Regions from separate parts of the Homo sapiens genome. Here region 1 is linked to region 2. Evidence: read pairs that join two places in POLR2A ChIA-PET (ENCODE). Cell type or tissue: PC-9. All regions are shown on one strand.

Region 1 (2,500 bases), 230 kb after region 2:
TCAGGTGATCCACCCGCCTCAGCCTCCCAAAGTGCTGGGATTACAGGCGTCAGCCACCACGCCTGGCTTCAAAGTACAATTTTTATTTTTGTTGGTTTCATGGAAGGATGGAGAACAAAGCAAGGAGACTGGTGTTAAACAGAAATTTTCAGCAAACCAACTTTCTATTAAACAGATAGATCCTGGCCACTGAATAATATCAGAAGAAAGCATAACTAGAAAAGACAGAGTGCCCTTCCTATAATTACAAATTAAAGTGAAATAAAATCTGAGAGTCAATAAAGTAAGGCTTATCAATGACACCTTAAGTTATTCACTTAAAAGTGTACACACACATCCTTTTCTTACCAAAGAATATTGGGTAACATTGAGAACTTACTAGTGCCTGGGTCAAGCTCTGCCAATTCATCCTGACAGAAACCTAAAGAGAAAACAATAGGAAAAAAAATTACAATTTGTGAATTACTTCAAGCTGACTCCAAATATGAAGTATCATACAGTTGGGGGGAAATCTATACTCAGAAGTCAATTTGGGTTTCAATCCTAGCTCTAACATTTAGCTACTACATATCCCTCTGAGCCTCCATTTCATCCCTTCAATATAAAAACAGATAATAGCATTTACCACAGAATTGTAATGAGGATTAAACAAGTTACCAAAATAAAATGCTTACCATAGGCCTTGCCACACAGTAGGAGCTCAATATACAACAGCACAAGTAATTATGAGTTATCATGGCAATGTCCGTTGGAATAAAAATTCACAGGAAAATTACAATTCATTTAATACCTGTCATATTCTATTTAACACTGCTAATTCTTTTCCAAAAGAAAGCAAAGTATGTAAAATATTAACAACAATATCAGACAGTGTAATATCATGTAAATTTTTCACAAATGCTGAAGAATTTTACCTACACAAACAAATGAAAGCAATTTTTCCATTAATAAGTATGCTATTCAGGTTGGAATAAATACCTCTCAGAGCACACTTCACATTTCATATGCTCAGACCCAAAAAGTATGAGCTATATTTGTCTGGCTGGTATATAACTAACACACTGGAGAGATAAATCAAGCACAAGGAATGGCAAACATAGTACGTCCTCTATACATCGTTGATGAAAGGTTTTGTTTTTCCTGAAATGGCTGCATACTTTCTTCTGTTTGCTTTCTACTCTTCCTCAGTTTAAATATTTCCTCAGAAAAGTTTTCTCTTGCCTCTTTCACCCTTGTCTCACACACAAGGTCAAATTCCTGTTTATAATTATCTCTAACACCTGTGCTTGCTTCTAGCACTCATCAACAAGGAACTACTTGTTCAGCGTCTGACCACAATGAGACTGTTCCATGAGGGCGGGGATCCGACCTGCCTTGTTTTACAGCTTTAACCCCATTACCTCTCACAAGCCTAGCACGGAGTAGCTGTTCAGTAAACAACTGTAGTATTTCACCAGTAAATTCAGAAATATCGGATCTTGGTGCCGGGTGCAGTGGCTCATGCCTGTAATCCCAGCACTCTGGGAGGCCAAAACGAGCTGATCACTTGAGGCCAGGAATTCAAGACCAGCCTGGCCAACAGGGTGAAACCCTGTCTCTATTAAAAATACAAAAATTAGCCAGGCATGATGGTGCTTGGCTGCAATCCCAGCTAATCGGGAGGCTGAGGCAGGAGAATCTTTCGAGTCTGGGAGGTGGAGGTTGCAGTGAGCCGAGATTGAACCATTGCACTCCAGCCTGGGCAACAGAGCGAGACGCTGTCTCAAAAAATAAAACAAAAAAAAGAAGCAAAATTAGGACTAGAGGGGTATGAAAGTAACTTCTGTCAAAACTGGGTGACCAAAAGCCAGACCAACAACTAGCCGTCATATGGGAGAAATGAGATTCATGCAGCAGGCCAACTGCTTAAACACTACGACTTTGTTTTTGTTTGATACGGAGTTTTGCTCTATCGCCCAGGCTAGAGTGCAGTGATGCAATCTCAGCTCACTGCAACCTCCGCGCCTCCTGGTTTCAAGCGATTCTCCTGCCTCAGTCTCCTGAGCAGCTGGGATTACAGGCACCTGCCACCATGCCCAGCTAATTTTTGTATTTCTAGTAGAGACAGGTTTCATCCTGTTGGCCAGGCTGGTCTCAAACTCCTGACCTCAAGTGATCTGACCACCTTCGCCTCCCAAAGTGCTGGGATTACAGAAAGCCCAGCTTAAACATCACAACTTTTAAAGTCCTTTGCAATTCTGGGCTGTTCTGACCACACCAAACATGCCACATTCTTTCTTGCCTTTCTGTGAGTCCTCCTCCTCCTCCATTTGGTAAAAATGACTCATCCTTTAAGATTCAGTTCCAATATCACAACAATGAAATATGGAAAACAAAAGAGGCCTCACCAGCATTCACCAAACAATAAAGGAATAGTTTAAATACCTGCTTCTTCCACTAGACAGTGAAATCTTCAAGGCTAGGGACTGACTGTGCCTTATCCATCTGCAGAGCTGCTTCT
Region 2 (2,500 bases):
GAGGGGCCTGGGTTTCTTGGGGGCAATTCAATTGTCCCCCACTGCCCGGCCCCCTCAGGGCCTGGCTAAGAACATGACGGGAAGGAATCTCACTGGCTGAGCCAATAAACCAGAGAGCCCTTTGGATGGACGGACAGACAAGCAGATGGGCAGCTGAATGTGTGGGGGCTGGGCGGTGGTGGTGGGCAGATCCTAATGGAAAGCGTGATGGGCTTGACAGCTAACCTGCGGCAATGAACGCCTAGGCACCTTCAGCTTGCCTGCACCGATCCCCACACTCACTCACTGGAGGAAGGCGCTGCCGTTAAGCCCATTTTTCTTTTCTTTCTTTCTCTTTCTGCCTTTTCTTTTCTTTCTTTTTTATTTTTATGTACTTATTTTTTGAGACAGGGTTTCCCTCTCGCCCAGGCTGGAGTGGAGTGGTGTGATCATAGCTCACTGCAGCCTCGACTTTCCAGGCTCAAGTGATCCCCCCACCTCAGCCTCCTGAGTAGCTAGGACTACAGGCACATGTCACCACGCCCAGCTACTTTTTTATATTTTATAGATACAAGGTTTCTCCATGTTGCCCAGGCTGGTCTTAAACTTCTGGGCTCAAGTGATCCTCTTGCCTCAGCCTCCCAAATGCTGGAATTACAGGCATGAGCCGCTCCATCCGGCCAAGCCCATGTTTCACATGGGAAATCTGCGGTTTAGAGAGGTTAAGGATTTTGCCCAATGTCACCCAGCCTGACTGACAGTGCGGGCACTGGGACTTGGCCTCTGCTGGCTGGGGTTGGGTATTTTGGGGGCATGGGGACCTCCTCACAGAGGGAGGAGCTCTGCCGACCCTGTGCTGGGGCCCTGGCAGGGGCTGGGGAAAGAGTCATCTCCATAGGGTTCACTTTTGGATACTTCTCAGCCCAACCCAGGCTGGCCTTGCCAGCGTCCCTTCCCCGCCCGAGGCCCACCCAGCGCCAGCGCCCGGTTCTCTTGCAGCGACTGGGCCCTAATGTCGCACGAGGGGCCTTCGCGAAGGCCAATGGTACTATCCCCTCAGCCCCTCTCCCACCCCCACCCCCTACCCCCTCAGGCTGTGGGGGGTCAGGGGTCGAGGCCCGCGCGGCGCGCACCTTCCAGGCGCATCCCCACCGTCAGGCATTTCTGGAAGCGGCAGAAGGGACAGCGCTTGCGCTGCGTCTTGTCGATCTTGCAGCTCTGGCTCTCGGTGCACGTGTAGTGCTTGTTGTTCTGCACCGTGCGCTTGAAGAAGCCCTGCGGGAGCTGAGAGTCAGCGAGGCCCCGCAGCGCCCGTCTGCCGCACCCCTGCCGCGCGCTCGCCGCTCACCTTGCAGCTCTCACACGTGAGCAGTCCGTAGTGGTAGCCGGACACCTTGTCCCCGCACACGGGGCACAGCTCGTCCAGGTCCTCGTCGTACGAATAGTCCATGCCCGCGGCGTCCGCCTGCGGAGGGACAGCGGGTCAGGGAGGGCCGGCGGAGACCGGCAGCCTGGGGTCCCCGCGGCCGCCGCCCCAGCCGCTGTCGCCGGCCCGTCGCGTAATCCCCTCTCTGTGCCCAGGCGCTGCCGCCGGCACCCACCGAGCGCCCCGCGCAGCGTCCCGGGGTGGGTCCGGTGCAGTCCCCGCGCCCGGCCTTCCCCTGCCAGGCCCCACGCTCCCGCCCCGTCCGGGGGGCTCCTCCCGCGCGGACCCCGTCGCGCCCGATCTGGGGCCCTCGGGTTCGATGCGCTTCGATTGGGATTCGTTTGTCTGAGAACAAAACCCCGATTCTGAGAAAAAGAGATGGGCTCAGCCGCGGGGAAGACGCCAGGGGACCCAGGAGCGCTGGGGCGCCCGGCCCGGGTGTTCTGGGAACCCGACAGAGACGAAGGAGGCAGAGACAGAGTCCGGGGGAGCCAGAGATGGGAAGAAACTCTGGCGAGAGACAACGACCGACGCCACCGGGCGCAGACACGAGGCCAGTCCGAGAGTGCCAGAGACACAGACACTGAGACGCCCAGCTAGAGAGAACCCGGCGGGGACGAGACACAGGGAGGGATGGAGAGAGACAGGGAGACAGAGAGAGAGAGAGAGAGAGAGAGAGACGAGAGAGAGAGAGAGAGAGAGAAACGAGGGGTGGGGGATTGGATCAGAGACTCGGAGAGACAGCGGAGGCCCGAAGAGAAAACCCAAGAGAGACTGACGCAGAGCCAGAGACACAACGATAGACGACAGACAGAGACGCCGAGACGAGAGGAGCCCCGGAGAGACGAGGCCGGGGAGCTACAGAAACACGGAGAGAAAACCTGGAGGCGGAAGCGCCCAGCCCGAGGGTCGGGGACAGGGGACGCGCGGAAACCTGCCGGGCAGGAGCCCAAGCGCCAAGGCGAGGCCCCGCAGGGTCGGACCCAGACGGGGGCCCGGGCCGCAGGAGGCGGAAAACGACGGCGCCGGGACCGAGAGCCCGAAAACGCAGAGCCGCCGGGACCCCCTCCCCGGGGGAGACAAAGCCGCAGCAGC

The links. ChIA-PET counts read pairs that join two places held together with the same protein. Peaks named below come from ENCODE experiments on the same cell type or tissue, not always from the same donor. Only the 100,000 strongest peaks of a DNase experiment are listed, where the experiment ranks them.
Region 1: POLR2A ChIA-PET joins it to region 2 with 10 read pairs; 2 of 35 experiments call an interaction of 5 or more read pairs at or near these places.

What each region holds. Positions count from the first base shown.
Region 1 is chr9:124,732,929-124,735,428 of GRCh38, forward strand. NR6A1 (nuclear receptor subfamily 6 group A member 1) reads right to left here. Exons shown (of 10, transcript NM_033334.4): 2 at 380-421. Among named protein-coding and RNA genes, the nearest start is that of NR6A1, 37 kb to the right of the region's middle. RefSeq lists an enhancer at 1,790-2,321. In PC-9, no CTCF peak of the experiment used is centred here; DNase peaks (open chromatin) are centred at 1,333 and 2,333; H3K4me3 peaks cover 383 bases; H3K27ac peaks cover 2,447 bases.
Region 2 is chr9:124,501,967-124,504,466 of GRCh38, forward strand. NR5A1 (nuclear receptor subfamily 5 group A member 1) reads right to left here. Exons shown (of 7, transcript NM_004959.5): 2 at 1,328-1,444; 3 at 1,113-1,254. The coding sequence starts at 1,429. Among named protein-coding and RNA genes, the nearest start is that of NR5A1, 4.2 kb to the right of the region's middle. RefSeq lists enhancers at 1,491-2,181, 1,502-2,500. In PC-9, no CTCF peak of the experiment used is centred here; no DNase peak of the experiment used is centred here.